Linked DNA regions of Homo sapiens: region 2 is linked to region 1. A link is an interaction called in ENCODE POLR2A ChIA-PET data of the cell type or tissue named here. Cell type or tissue: A673. All regions are shown on one strand. Each heading gives the region's core, and the rest is flanking DNA. Links, peaks and the distances in the headings are about the cores only.

Region 1 (8,183 bases), core at 3,619-7,618:
ACACACTAGGATCAAATTGATCTTCCTGAAATACAGCTCCAATTAAGATATTCCTCTGTTTTAATTTTTCCATTGTTCTCCTTTTGCCCACTAAATAAGGCCTAGACTCTTTAGCCAGCAGTGAACCCTGACTGTTTCTCCAGTATCTGCATCCTCCCCTCCAAACAGCTGGACCGCTCTGCTCCCACCTGTAAACCCAGCGTCGAAGGTCAGTCATAACCTTAAGCAGAAGGCATTAAAAGACTTTGGCTCAGCACTCTGGAATGGAGTATTGAACCATTCTTACTGCTAGTCAGGCCCATGTTCCAGGTCTGACTCCTGGCTTGGAAATCTGCCTGGTCCCTCTGGGGCTGGGGCCCAGCTTCTTGCTTTCCATTCTGCTGTTTCCTCCCAGAGCTTGGAAGTCTGCCCATGAACCTGAGCATAGCGGCTGGAGCCTGCTAACTGCTGACAGACTTTCTTATTCCCTCAGTCTTGATTACACTTCTAAGTGCCACCTGTTCCTGTATTTCCCAGTATCAGGCACCTTCCCTCCTTGAGACTTGTCTCCTACCTCTCAGTACCAACTTGTCTGGGTGACCGCTTGTCATCTATCGCCATATTCTTCTGCACATCTCTTCTAATGCCTTGTCTGCCAGCCTAGACTTCCTCACAGTTCCTGATCAATCCTCGAGGGCAGATCTGGTCCCTCCCAGTTTGCCCTGTCTTTTGCAGCAAACCAGGCTATTTCTAACAATTATCTGTAGCTATGACAATGAACATTCAAGGCCCTGCAGATTAGAGCCCCACCACACCATTGAAACTTCTTCCTTAATATGCTTGTGTACCCTTCACTCCACTCAGAATAATCTCATCATTGTATGCTATTCATGCCCCAAGACTGCAGACCTCCCTGATTTATTCCTGACAACTCCACACCCTGGAAAAGTCTTTTTCCCATTCCATTCCTATTTAACTTAGGCATTCACAATAAATATTAAATTCAAAAATATGACAATCCATAATCTCCTCCCCACTCCAACTGGTTACATCTCCCTCCTCTGAACTCCTGTGGCTCATTAGCTGGGTTTCCATTATAGATTTTATTGCATTCTTCCTTATTTTAAATGTCTTATTTCCCTAAGAATATAAATATCTTGGGAATAAGATCCATGTCTGATTACTTAGCAAAGCAAAGTAGCTGGGGGAAAGGGAAATAAGGAGAAAGGGGGAGCAGGAAAGAGAGACTTGGCTCAATTTCACAAAATGAGTAATAGTCCATCAAGGATTATTATTGAGCAAGCTCACATTGTCACATGCCTGTTTAGTATCCTTAATCAAATCATTCCTGAAGCATGGAGGGCAAGGGCTCCTGTCCCTATGGACTTAAGGAAATCTCTGTGAGTCCTTAGGTAATAATATTGGATTGGTGCAAAAGTAATTGTGGTTTTTGCTATACTTTCAATGCAAAACCACAGTTACTTTTGTGCCAATCTAAGTATCATTATATATATGTATGTGTGTGTGTTCCTTATTTTCTTCCCTTTGCCTGTCTATTTGAACTTATCTCTTCCCATCTCCCCCTCCCTCTCTCTCTTGTTGAATTCATCTGGGAACCCCCACTCCTCACCCCAAGGTTTGAGAGTTCCCCAAAACGGAGCTGGAATAAATTCAGTAACCCAGTAGAAATCCCTTCAGTTCTTCCTTTTGGCACCCACTGGGTCCACAAATAAGCAGCAGCTTTCCTCATTGATAGGAAACTCAAGGATCCTGGGAATGCAGCTCTACCCTCCCCCGGTTATCTTTTAGAAATTCAGTTATCTTTAGAAATTCAGTACCAGTGGAAAAGGTTCAGGCCGGAGAACTAGATATTTCTGTTTATGATTAAGGTGGGCAAAGTTGATTCTTGCATCCAGTACAATACTCAGCCTCTTGTTCCCTGTAAAGCAGTGAGATCTACACATGGACGTCTGACTACCCTCTCATTTTGCCATTGTCTACACCCCCATGGCACTAGGAGAGTTAAGGAGACTGTGCATCATTACTTTGCACTCATTTTCCAGCTTTCCTCTTAGGAATTCCAGATACTTTAGAAAATATGACAGCAATCTCACCAAATCCCTGCATGGTACCTAGAGCACATTACCAACAAAAATAAAATAATTATAATCCACCCACCACAATATCTATTCTGTCTTCTGCATTATTCTGTAATATTAGATATCTGAGTAGCTCTCATGTGTATTATACTATTCCTGTTCAGCCATAAAAATATGTAGTGCCAAATCCCAGGCCATGAGTTATGAAGACACAATAGTTGCAAGTTCTATGATGCCAAACAGACCTCAAAAATCAAGTTTTATGAAGAAGCATTTAACTGTGATTGAACACGCTTCAAAGTGCTTTTAAGTGGTTATTCCTCCCAGCTTCCCTGTCCATGTAATGAGCTCCATTTCCCTGATGAACGCACTGAGTTTCCTTTAGAAGTAGCAAAAAAGATTCTATCTTGCCTCACAAATTTGATGGGTCTGTGTAAAGGCAGCAGAGTTGGCAATAACCTCTCAAAATACCACGTGTCTGGGTGGAGATGGAATAGTAAAGTCCTGTTTCCTGGGCTATGTTTTCTGGAATTGGAGCCCTGGTATCTTTGTGGCAGGTATCTGGGGACAGAGTGCCATCGGTGGACAATCCTCATAGAACCCACATCCTTTTCTGGCCAAGCACAGGGTGAACATTAACTTGTAAGGTGTGAAAGAAGATTTATTCTATTGATTAGCTTAAGAGCTAGATAGGAACATCACTTATTTATGTATCAGGTGTTCATAAACTAGAACACAGAAAACACTTTAGGAATAAAATCAGAAACCAGCTACATGAGTCTGGGAAAATATTATTTTTCTATCTATTCAAAATGGATTTTTATACTCTTGAGAGTGCAAATGGGCATAACCTTTTTAGAGCACAGTTTGTTGTGGTTTTAAAAATACATCAATATGTCCATCAGTATAGAGACTGTTAAATGAAAATGGCACATCCATGTAATGGATTACTGTGTAGTTAGAATGAGATGGATCTGTGTGTGCCAACATGAAAAGATTTCTAAGACACATCATTAAAGGAAAAATGCCAGGTATAGAATGACATGTACACTATGATACCTTATATGTTAAAACACACACATATATGTAGAGATGGGTACATATATACATTCAGGTACATGCATGATTTTTTTCTTCTGTAAAGAATCTCGAGAAATGGTTAACAGTGGTTAACTTTCAGTAAATGGATCAGATGGGGTGGAGAAATAGCTTAACAGAGTGGAGTGGCATTTGGGAGAAAAACCGGGGCCTAGTTTAGGTTTCTTATACTCCACAGTATTAAAAAACTTAATAAATATTCCATAACTATTTTAATGGGTTTCTAAGTTAGTGTTTTCAATAGCAACTGGGTATGTGGCCAAAGAGGGAAGAAAAAGAGAGTTCTTAGCAGAGCAATCCATAATACTTTCAGCCAGCTAAGGTAAGGGGGAAGTATTCCAGTCTACATAGAAGAAATTGATCTCTCCAAAAAAATGTTTACTGTGTGTGTTAGGAAGGAGAAGGAAGTGGAAAAAAGAAGAGTAATAATTGCTTCATCTGGGTTTTCAATTGAATTTGATTTTTTTCTACTTATTTTACTTCAGAAAAGAGATTTTGATAAGAGGAACTAGTCCATGCCTGAGAGTATGAAGAACCAAAATGTCCTAGCTATCCATAAAGTCGGAAGGATCACTCTTATCCCTGCCCCATCCCTCTGGCCAATGGAAAGGCTAGAAAAGAGGTGCTTGGAGGAAATGTTGACAAACCTACTTAGCAATAGGCCCTGAAGTGTGAGGAATATAAACCAGCTGCAGAGAACTGGCCTTCAGGAGCTGCTGGTGGCTCCATTGCCACGGAACAGCATGACTCCTTTGTTTTCTTGGGCCTGGGAAAGGAAAAATGTCTTTTACTCTTGTGTACAGTCTTGAACTGCAGCTTCATTAATCCATTTCATGGTCAGGGCTATTGTGGCATATTTCATTATTTATCCAGACAGTATGAAGAGGTAAGGCAAAACTGAGACTCAAAAGAGTCCACCGCGCTGAAAGTATCACCTATCATACACCTTTTGTTGTGACACATGTAGAGGCTTTCTATTGGCCAAAACCTATCCTCAAGCCTGTATACAAATCCTATAAAATAAGCATGACTTTAACATTTTTTTTCCTACCTGATGGTAATCCCATAAAGCACTGAATCTCCCCCTCTTCTCACTCACCATCCAAGCATTCAGTGCTGGGGCAGAAGAGGGCAGGTTGGCAAAATGAGAAGACTTATTGGATAATTTCTAAATGCTGAAGCTTCTTCAGGGAAGCAAACTTCCTGCCCAGGGCAGGTTACTTCAGCTAGTTACAGCACAGGGCTAATGAGGCCAAGGTCATGAGCTTGTTTACCCTGAGGGCCAATTAACTTTGATCTACTTTATGGCCACATCCTGTATCCCTCAATCCAAACAGCTGTTTCAAAAATGGATGCCCTTGACGACAAGGAGGACTGCTCCAAAGTAAAATAGATGTAACAGTTCAAATTTATCATGCTCCTGAAAAATGACGCAAAGCATATTAGAAACATTATGAACCCACATTTCCACCAAAATAATTATTTGCAAAAAATCAAGTCACCCAGCACATTAAGAATGTTGCACCCATTCACAGGTATTCTCCCAGGGAGGAAACTGGAATCAAGGTGAGTTTTATCAAATTCTATATCCTTTATATCTCACTAAGTATTTTATATAAAACTAAACTGAATCAACATTTTAGACACTATTTGATCTGAGCATTCTTCATGCTAATTAGATACTGATTTTCTCTTTTATGAATTGATAGTTATTTCAATTGACCCATTTCCTCCTTCACAAATACATTCTTCACCCACACACTATGCATAAAATACCTTCTGTTTTCAATTGGCTTGCAGAACTCAACACTGATGCTTTCCTATCATTCAAAAAAAAAAAGATACAAATTTACAAACTATCTTTCCTCAAACTTCTACACAAGTCCTTGTTTTTTAAAGTTTCCAACACAATCCACAAACCCAGACCTAGAGCAAACTTTGGGGCTATCTCACACACTCACCTTGACCCAGAATTAACTGTGGGGGCTACCTCACACACTGTCCTAGAATTAGCATCGAGAGTCATCTTACACACTCATCGTGAAACCTGAGCACGTCTTGATCTCAAGATAATAAAAAGAAATTTTGGCCAGGCACGGTGGCTCATGCCTGTAATCCCAGCAACTTTGGGAGGCTGAGGTGGGTAGATCACTTGAGGTCAGGAGTTCAAGACCAGCCTGGCCAACATGGTGAAACTTCATCTTTACTAAATATACAAAAATTAGCTGGGCGAGGTGGCACATGCCTGAAATCCCAGCTACTAAGGAGGCTGAGGCAGGAGAATTTCTTGAACCCAGGAGGCAGAGGTTGCAGTGAGCCAAGATCCAGCCTGGGTGACATTGCATTCCAGCCTGGACGACAAAGCAAGACTATAAGAAAGAAAGAAGAGGAAGGAAGGTGGGAGGGAGGGAAGGAAGGAAGGAAGGAAGGAAGGAAGGAAGGAAGGAAGGAAGGAAGGAAGGAAGGAAGGAAGGAAGGGAAAATTTTGAAATTTTGCAATGCTCCAAATAAGAATCACCACTTCTAATGAACAGCTACACAGCTTCCTTACTGATAGCAGTCTGTCCTCCAGGGGAGGAGGAAGTTTCCCCTTCTTTCTTCCTCCCAGCCACCTAATAGGTGTCCATGAAAGACTGAGAGAAAAGTCTAAGCGGAGCACCAGTTGTACCAGTGCCAGGTGTACAATTCTGCCAGGGGGTTGGCACAGGACCATCTCTTACAGAAACTGCTCCACCTATCACGGCCCATTTGTCTTCAAAGGAGCACTGAATCCAGGCCTCAGGAAAGATGCAGACAATTCCCTAAAGGATGAGCCCTCTTTTGTAATGATCTGGGAAAATATGTCAATCTGCTCAGAGAGACTTATGCTGACCATGTATATTTTGATCCAAAACCTGAGACATGTAGCTGAACCATAGATGACATACATCAAATCAGACTGAGGACAGAGAATTTGGAATATAGAATCCAGACCCTTTTTCCCATCCTAGATTTTCCATTCTCCCCAACTTCTTTAAAGAACCCTCCCAGTTCTCCATGGGCTATCAAGCCTCCCCACAGTTTCTCTGTTTACCCCCATAAAGGACAGAAACATATCATATAAAATAAGGTGTCCCAAATCCCTGAAACCATAAAGGATTATATATAAACATCATTTTATTTAGTAAAACTTTACATAGTATACAGTTTTCCCCATACTACTTGTTTATGAGGTCACTAGGAAAACCCCTACTCTTTTATGTCTTCCCTCTCCTGTTTATGTTTGATATCCTCCCTTCTCCCCCGCTAGATTTTTCCTTCTTTCCTATCCTATAGTACAGAGCCCCTTTTCTTCTTTACTGTATAATTCTAAACACAAGCGCTGCCAATAACCCTAAGCTATGCTGCATCATGCTGATTTGCACCAGCTGTGCCTTATGGCGGTTAACCCATGCTTATAACAGGGTCTCCTTAGATCTTCCTGTGAGAACAAAATCCACATACACATCTAAAAGTCACAACCAGTGAGGTGGAAAGTGAGCCAAAAATAAATAGATCCTGCTTTGAACTACTGATCACATTAAATAAGAAAAAAATACAGAGCTGGAGGAAAGAAAAATGCTACCCCGAGCTGCAGCTTAAAAATTTTCTTGGACACATGAAACAAACTGTAAAGATAATCTATCCCTTCAAACATCCCACTTCCAAATGAGATGTTAATTTTCTCAGTATCAATAGGGTTGGGGAGAAAGGAAGATCAGGGTAGGGAGTGAAGGAAAGGAAGACTATCATCATGCAGAATTCAAATGACAATAAAAAGTACATAAAACTCAAACGACAATAAAAAGTATACTCTAAAATTAAAAGCTAATGGCCAGGAACTTTGTCATGTAATTAGAGTTTGCAAAGCTTAGAGTCTTTGAAAATCTTAGATAATTGTAAAAACCAAGTCCATAGAGCAACAGTTGGGAATTAGAGTATAATGTTATTCTGCAACTTTGGGCAAATCACAATCTCAGATCATCAGTTTTCCTATGAGCTCCCTCCCTGAGGAGTCACAGGCAAGGTCACCAAATGGTTTGTGTATTCTGAATTATCTGGACCGCTTATTTTCCATTATGAAACCTTGTGTAATCGTCCTATGTTTGAACACGATGAGACATTGCAAATGACTGTCATTAGAATGTAATCCTCCTTCATCCCTGCCCCAGAGCAACTGTGTTCTAGATTCTCCAAACCAAACTCAAGTTGTCCTAGCTCCATAGGATAATGGACACATGCCATTGGTTTTGTTAAAAGAAAAATCTTCCAGATTGTAAAATTATTTATTAGTTTTACAAACTCTGGCTAACCTCAAGATCCGGGACACAAACATAATCCATCTGATGCAAGAAAATGTCAGCAGTATACGAAAATTAAGATAAAGTTAACTTTGTATTACAAAGCTTATGTACTTACAAGTTAGCTTCCCAAAGGCTATCTTCAAGTCTGTTTCTCTGAAAGTCCAAAAAGAAATTAAACAAACCACTGCTAATATCTTCTGCTGATGGTAGGCAGAACTGATACACTTTGGCTCAGGACAGCTTCGATCCATCTATAAAAGTCCTTAGGTTGAAAATGTGTAGGAGACAAAACCTCTATGCTCATTTTATTCACTTGAAATACAGTAAGTTTCTGTCCATTAAAAATAGCAGCACCATGATTCTGGGCTCCCCAGAAACCACAGCATTCCATCAGACTTCAAGCACTGAATTATTGCTTCCTAAGCACCACAACATTAGTACAAAAAATGGAGACCTCGCTAACAGTGACAGATGGGGGTCATGTTTTTGTGGATGAACTCTCCCCAGGAGGTACAAAGCTTCATGGCCTTTCATGATCAGACCCCTGCCCTCTTCGCAAGCCTTGTCTGTCCCCCACCTTCTATCTTGAACCCTATGCTCCATCCATATTGAACTATTCTTCATTCTCCATTCCCTGTAGTCTCTAGTATGTGCTTTTTCTTGTCCATGGGACACTCCCCGCCTC
Region 2 (8,132 bases), core at 2,063-6,062, 130 kb after region 1:
AGTAGGGACACCAGCTGCTGGGGAAACAAGTCTTAAGCAACCTGGCTTGTGAGCCAATCAAGGTTGCTAAGGTAGGTCCTGGGCCTAAACAGGGTACATTTCCACCTGGTTGGGGAGAATAAAATGACAGATACCAAAAGTTAACAAGATAATCTGTGGTCGATAACAAATTGATACAATAAACCATGAATTCTCTAAGAGTTCAAAGAGGGCAACAGTTCTTTCCTGCTTCCTCTTCAGATGAGGGTGATCAAAGAACAAGCCCAGAAAGACTCTGAAAAAGTGAAAACTTCACCAATAGGAAACTATAGTTGGTTGACACTGAAAAGTTGTCAGCAAGAATGAGACTACAGAGCTCCCTCCACTATGTGTTAAAGCCACAGTCCTCTCCATCTCCTTAAAGACAGTAATGATGTATCATTTCTGGCTAAAACAGCCACAGAAGATGGGGGTGCAAAGGAAGGCGTGCTTAGAAAAGCAATAGGGAGTTTCCATTTTGCTACCTTTATCTAAAAACACACAAAGACTTTTGTTTCCCAAAAGGGTAATTATGGGACCATTATATATAGTTAACTCCACATACACATCACCTTAAGAAATAGTAATAAAGACAGAAAAGTGCCTTTTGGTTCTGTTTCCATAACATTTAGCCAAATCAATCTGTAAATTGTCTATGGGTGAGTTGAAATTGTAATCTGAGCAGTAACCTGGATGTCCGGTGTACCACCCATAAGTCGACCACATCAAGGGCACAATATTAAAAAGCATGAAAGTTTGGGCTTGGTTTTGGCAAGTTCTGATGGAGAGATCCATCCAGCCTGATGAAGGCTAAGCAAGGAGGAGGTCCAGAGAGGAAACAATGCTCGGGAGTAAGCAGGAAATGGCGTCAGGTTCCAAGAGATCGTCCACTGCCAAGGGTTAAATCCAGCTCTCTAGAAGGAAAGCTATGACAAGGTCTAGGAAGCCTCAAGGCAGGAATTCAGTTACATCAGGAAAATATAGTACTAAGGAAAAAACAAAGCTAATGTCCAATCCTATGGATTAAGATGACACAGCAGAGGCTAGGAGAAATCTAGAATCTGGTGGGTATGTGGTGCCAGAGTTACTGCAGGATATTAGCCACTAAGATAATGGTGACATGAATAAAGCTACATTCCACCTACAGCTGGATTGAGGCTTTTAACATATTTTCTGCCCAGGATAGGATTAGCATAGGAACTCTGCAGGTTTCAGGCTAGAGATCAAGCTGTATCAAATACAGCAATGAATGAGCTGATGTGGGCTGAGGAAGACAGAAGGTGAACATAGCACTTCCATATGAGAGGCCATAATTTATTTATTAGCACAAGTATTCATACTTGTGATATGATAAGTGAGATTTTGAAAAGTGAAAAATATATTCTGTTGCAATGGTCAGTTTACCTCATTTAAATTTTCTGCCTTATCAGTTTTGTTATCTGACAAAGTTAAATGTAAAAAATGAAACCATAAATACTAGAAGAAAATATGGGGAATACTTAATTATGCTTTGATGAGGAAGGCATTTCTAAATACAATAAGAAAAAAAATCACAGGAGTAGAGACTGGACCACATAAAAATGTAAAATTTGGTGCAATTAAAATAACATTGGCATAATTAAAAGGCTGTATAAACCAGGTAAAATATTAGCAGCAAATGTGGCAGATTTAATATTCTTGATGCATAAAAATGTCTTGCAAACCAATAAGGAAAACTTCACGCAAAAAATAGGTAAAAAATCAAATATATTTCACAGAAGAATAAATACCACAGACCAATAAGCATGTCAAAAAGTGTTCAACTTCACTAGAAATAATAAAGGCACACATTATAGCAACAAAAAAATACCAATGCTCCCTTCTCAAATTGGGATAAACAACATTGTAAGAGAATGTGATAAGATTGGTACACCTTCCTAGGAAGCGATTTGACAATGTTTGACCTAATACTATGATTTCTAGTAATCTATTCTAAAAAAAAAAAAAAATCTGATTCTTTATAATAAATATTATATAATATATGCAATAGATAATTTCTCACAGAAATATTTATCAAAGTGTTATAATAATTAAAAGAGGCAAGAAACTGAATGTTACAGTTACATAATAAAAAACTAATTAGCCATGAATATTGTGTTTTTTGTTTTTCGTTTTGAGACAGAGTCTCGCTCTGTCACCCAGGCTGGAGTGCAGTGGTGGGATGTTGGCTCACTGCAAGCTCTGCCTCCTGGGTTCACGCTATTCTCCTGCCTCAGCCTCCCGAGTAACTGGGACTACAGGCGCATGCCACCACACCTGGCTAATTTTTTACATTTTTAGTAGAGACGGGGTTTCACCATGTTAGCCAGGATTGTCTCCATCTCCTGACCTCATGATCCGCCCACCCTGGCCTCCCAAAGTGCTGGGATTATAGGCGTGAGCCACCACGCCTGGCCGAATATTATTTTTAATAACATGGGAAAATGCTCATGGCACAATATTAAGTGAAAAAGCAGGGTATAAAACATGACTTTGTTTATATTATATGTAACATACACATATAGCAAAAAGACTGGAGGGAATAGACATGTTAATAGTGACGGAAGGCTGGACATGGTGGTTCACACCTGTAATCCCAGCACTTTGGGAGGCCAAGGTAGGAGGATCACTTGAGCCCAGGAGTTCGAGATCAGTGTGGGCAACATAGGGAGACTGTATCCCTCCTAAAAAATAAAAAAATTATCTGGGCATGGTGGTACATACCTGTGGTCTCAGCTATTTGGGAGGCTGAGGCAGGAGGATCACTTGAGCCCGGAAGGTTGGGGCCACAGTGAGCCATGATCATCTCACTGCACTGCAATCTGAGCAACAGAGCAAGACTGTCTCAAAAACAAACAAAATAGGTAGCTCCTAGAGCATTATAGGAACAACGATAACTGAAGGAATATTTTTTAAAGGAAAAAATCATTACTTAAAGATCTCAGCTTTTTGAGTTTAACATCCCAGAAACTACTAATTTGAAATATTCTAAAGAACCATATTTGCTTTCTGTAACAGTAATTTTTCAAAAGTCTTCTAACAAGACCCACTCACGGGAAAGAAAACTCTTACATGTCAATGAATGAGTGTCCACAATCCAAAGAATACTCAAGTGGCACTTTCCTAAGAAGTCTCTATCATTAAGCAAAAGAGATCCCATGATCCTAGTCTCAAAAAAAACCCAAAAACCTCCAAATTATTTCCAGTGATTTTAAGAAAGTTGATGTTAAATGCAAGCACACTGAATAGTTCTGCACAATACATTAGATGTTAACATATTCTGAGAAGAAAGATCATGAACAAAATGCAAAACACTTTTTTGTACTTTTATAATTAGGAATAATCTAGATAACCCTAGGATTTGTACTTTTACTACTAAGAGTTAATATTTACTGAGTCCTTACTATGTGACAAGCACATTAGTGAAGCATTTTATATTCATTCTGTTATTCAATGCTCAAGACAATCTTATCAGGTAAGTACTATTAATATCTTCATTTTACAGACAAGGAATCTGTGGCTCCCAAATGTTAAATAACTTGTCAAAGGCCACCAAGCTGATAATTGGCCAAGCCCAAATTTAAAACCAGACAGTCTGTTTCTAGAACTTGCATTGTTAACTCATTTGCTTTACTGACTTGGAATCTATGAAACAGGTAAAGTTGAAGAACGCCTTTCTCTTCTGTTTCCTCCCCATGCTCTAGGAGTCTCAATAAAGAATAATGAATCCTGAGCTTTTAAATCTATGCATATATCACTATCTTTATTGTGCTACTTCCTTTAAAGAAAGTATGGTTTAATAAATTAATGCACTGTCTTCAGTTTTTCCTGCGCTGGTTTTATATGTAATTTCTCTTCCTTGTTTAGGTTTGCAGCTAGAAGACAGTAAATCTAGCAATGGAGCCCATATATGAGGAGTACCTAGCAAATCATGGAACAATAGTAAAACCATATTACTGGCTAAGCTTCTCTCTCGATTGCTCTAATTGTCCTTACCATATTCGAACAGGTGAAGAAGCAAGAGTTTCCCTCACAGAATTTTGTCAGATTTTTGGATTCCCTTATGGGACAACATTTCCTCAAACAAAACACCTCACATTTTATGAACTAAAAACTTCTTCTGGTAGCCTGGTGCAAAAGGGCCATGCTAGCAGTTGCACTGGGAATTATATCCATCCAGAATCAATGCTCTTTGAAATGAATGGTTATCTTGACTCAGCCATATACAATAATGACAGCATCAGGCATATCATTCTGTATTCCAACAACTCCCCTTGTAATGAAGCTAACCACTGCTGCATCAGCAAAATGTATAATTTCCTGATTACGTATCCAGGCATCACTCTTAGTATTTATTTTTCTCAGCTCTATCATACTGAGATGGACTTTCCTGCCTCAGCATGGAACCGCGAAGCTCTCCGGAGCCTGGCCAGCTTATGGCCGCGGGTTGTTTTGAGTCCAATAAGTGGTGGGATCTGGCATTCTGTTCTCCACAGCTTTATAAGTGGTGTCTCAGGATCACATGTTTTTCAGCCCATTTTAACTGGGAGAGCACTGGCTGACAGGCACAACGCATATGAAATCAATGCCATAACAGGCGTAAAACCTTACTTCACTGATGTTCTTCTCCAGACAAAAAGGAATCCAAACACAAAAGCTCAGGAGGCTTTAGAGAGCTACCCCTTAAACAATGCCTTTCCTGGACAGTTTTTTCAAATGCCGAGTGGACAACTCCAACCCAACCTACCTCCAGACCTCAGGGCTCCTGTTGTTTTTGTGCTAGTGCCTCTCAGGGACTTACCACCAATGCATATGGGCCAAAACCCAAATAAACCCAGGAATATCGTAAGGCACTTAAATATGCCTCAAATGTCATTCCAGGAAACCAAGGACCTTGGAAGGCTTCCCACTGGAAGGTCAGTGGAGATAGTGGAAATCACAGAACAGTTTGCAAGTAGCAAGGAGGCAGATGAAAAGAAGAAGAAGAAAGGGAAGAAATAAAATCTACATTCCTACAGCATGAAACCAATTACCAAGGGACTTATTAGATAGGCAATAAAAATCTGGAAACTTTCTCTCTCAGGGCTGAGCCAAGATGGAGATAAACTGATGCACTAAAAGCAAACCTTGAATTATTTACCATATCAACTATTATAAAGTTACACTATTTTAAACATAATCCAAAATGTTTCCATAAGCAACTTGATCTCTCTCCTTTATTTTGAAAGTGGCAGTATCAAAATGGAACCATTAGCAGCTTGCTAATATTTTGATGCAGAAAAGGAATCTCATTATTCTATTTTACTCACATCATCTTTCCACTACAAAAGCCCATGGACAAAATAGCTACCTAAATTTGTTTCGGTAAAAAATTTACTGTAAAATTGAAAAACAGCCTGAAGCTACTGACATTAAGTGCTGTTTGCAGGAGCAAACCAGTGATTTTCTATTAATTGTTAATCATGGACAGAAGATTTTAGGCAGCTCATTTTTTTCTAAAGTGATTCAAAATAGTTTTGTGTGGGAAAAAGCTCTTCTGCTGATTACATATAGCTATAAAGATTAAAACCTAGCCACCTGCTCAGTTTGATCTTCCCCAGCTCAGACCTCTCCCTTCTGAGCAGATGATAGAGGTAAGATGATACATGAGAACCTCCAATGGCTCCTGTCATCACATACTGTATAAAATCCAAGTTCCTCTTACTGGCTTTCAAGGATCCTCCTTTAACTTCCTGTTGCCTTGTCTCATCAGCAAGATCATAAGTACCTACAGGTCAAGCACTGTCTCTCCCTTCTCTTTAGCTTTTCCCTTAGGATCTAGCACATTACCCAGCAAAATGTGAGTAGCAAGGCTGAAATGACATCTCAATAACTTCACCAATGATTGTAACTCAGCATCCCTTCTCCATCCCAGCTGAAAGCCTGCTTCACCATCCTGCAAGAGATGTTTTTTCTTTTTGTTAGCATCCATTCCCCTTTCTAATGCAGCTCCCAATGCATAATGTGTGTTTTACTTCCCTCTTTCTGACTCCATCCTCGTCACCAGTGAATATTTGTACCTTCTCTTAAAATCTTCAAAACACACTTCTAGGAAGTGCTCCTTGATTAATCCTCTAAGCACTTAAATGAAAGCACTTTGCTTATGCTTATTTCACATTTGCTGCCACTTGCCTCTTTGAAATATGTAAAGATACATTACAAGAAAAATGTACATTTTCTCGTAACTTGCTATTAATTTTTTTCTTTATATATATATATAAAGTAATCCTAAGCTAATAAAAGAGTTTGCCATGACATTAAAACATTTAATACTCCATAAGGGAGGAGGAGAAAGAAAAACATATTTTAGGAATAGCAATTAGTATTGTGGTTAAAATAAACATGAATAAAAATTTTAAAACAAAGTTTTATTGTTAGCATACAAATTTTAATGGAATTACTGGAATATAGTTTTATTCTGGGTATATAGTGAGTATTATTTAAAGAAGTACTGTTGAGGTTTATTTTTATTTCATGAAATCCTATGTCCACAATTTGGGATACTGAGTTAAAAAGATCCCAACATGACAAATCCAGCATCTCTGATCATTATTAAAATAGATCCAATTTGTTGCCAGAAAATGGCAGACTACAACATGAACCAGGCTACAGAGAATCCAATTAGAAACATGGTCTGAAATAGATGATGAACTGAACCTGGATATCAGTGGTATATAACAAAAGGAGAAGTTGTCAGAACTATAGGAAAGAAAGTGCCTTTGGCAGTTAAACTTTTGTACTGGTTCGATAAGACTAGGGCTACAAAGAAGATTACTCACAGGTCGTAAGTCCAGGCCAACCTTAGACAAAAGACTGTTAGAAGAGCATAAAGATATACTGTCCAAGGCAAGTAATCTGTTTCCTCATCTGTAAAACAAGAAATGTGGGCTAGTTCATCTTTAAGGTTCCTTTCAGCTCCGTCTGCTATAAGAAGGCATATAGCAAAGCAATAGTTCCACAAAGTGAGATCCTGCAGTGCAGTGATTAGCTTTCCTTGCTCACTACGCAGTGATTCTTGGTCATATCAGGCTGGCCGGGGATTGAGAGAGAGAAATTGGGTTGCTCCACCCCTCTTCAGCCAACTGGCAATGGTGATATGGAAGAATATCTCTGCCACCACACATATAGAACTAATGGAAATAAAGAAAATAGAAGTAAATTAAGGTAGCTAGTAATATGATGATCTGGAAAAGGCACTGGGATATATCCCAAGAAAACAATGAGACTGAAGAGACGGACACATTATCTTGGTGAATCTACCAAGGTCCAGGGTTTGGGGGTCTTAGCTTTATATGCTCAACTACCTACTTAGTAAGTACAGGGAGAATGGATTTACTCATCAGAAGCAGGTTTGGATTAACAAACCTCTTGAGATTGACATGTAAAGACAAAAAACTAATGTACTGATTTCTAGTAAGACTTATAACTGGATATGCAAGCATATATTCAAGTCATCCAGGTTACATAGCCTCTCCATGTAGATAAGCTACATAGCAAGCCAAATTATCATAAGGTTGCCTTATGGATTAGAGGAGTCCATTATGTGACTCAAATGTTTAGTGCTATCAGATTCTGCTTTAGTAGTGGTGACTGACATCTGCTTAGAATGAAGTGGTGGATGGGGTATGCACAAAGGCATCTCATTCCTGGACAATGTTTGGGAGGGTCTAGGCAACAAGAGACAACACAAACCTCTATGACCAGCTCCTGTCATAGCATCGATTTTCTATGTGACTAGAAATCCGTTTTCTATGTTTCATCAAGCTACAATCCAATTTATATAATACTAAATAGATTAGAATTCATCAAGCTATAATCTAATCCTGCTGATCGGACAGCAAATCCTATTTCTTTAAACTGCCGTTACATCTTTTTTATTCATAGTATAAGCAATCCAAAAAGTTTAACTCACAGAATGGAATCTTACTCTTCGTATTGGTTTTTAAGGAAAGCCACATAAATAAATTTAAAAATTAAAAAAATAAAATAAAATAAATTTTAAAAGGAAAGCCACATCATAACCTATGCTAATTTAAAATAATATTATTCGGCCAGGC

Evidence for each region. Peaks named below come from ENCODE experiments on the same cell type or tissue, not always from the same donor. Only the 100,000 strongest peaks of a DNase experiment are listed, where the experiment ranks them.
Region 2: POLR2A ChIA-PET joins it to region 1 with 9 read pairs; 1 of 35 experiments calls an interaction of 5 or more read pairs at or near these places.

The regions. Positions count from the first base shown.
Region 1 is chr1:183,776,630-183,784,812 of GRCh38, reverse strand. It overlaps a transcript of RGL1 not described here. Among named protein-coding and RNA genes, the nearest start is that of RGL1, 24 kb to the left of the region's middle. In A673, for the core only: no CTCF peak of the experiment used is centred there; DNase peaks (open chromatin) are centred at 3,902, 5,202, 5,802, 6,582 and 1 weaker place; H3K27ac peaks cover 4,000 bases.
Region 2 is chr1:183,644,583-183,652,714 of GRCh38, reverse strand. APOBEC4 (apolipoprotein B mRNA editing enzyme catalytic polypeptide like 4) reads left to right here. Exons shown (of 2, transcript NM_203454.3): 2 at 3,904-6,440. The coding sequence starts at 3,934. The coding sequence ends at 5,037. It also overlaps a transcript of RGL1 not described here. Among named protein-coding and RNA genes, the nearest start is that of APOBEC4, 4.7 kb to the left of the region's middle. RefSeq lists a silencer at 6,667-6,961. In A673, for the core only: no CTCF peak of the experiment used is centred there; no DNase peak of the experiment used is centred there; H3K27ac peaks cover 785 bases.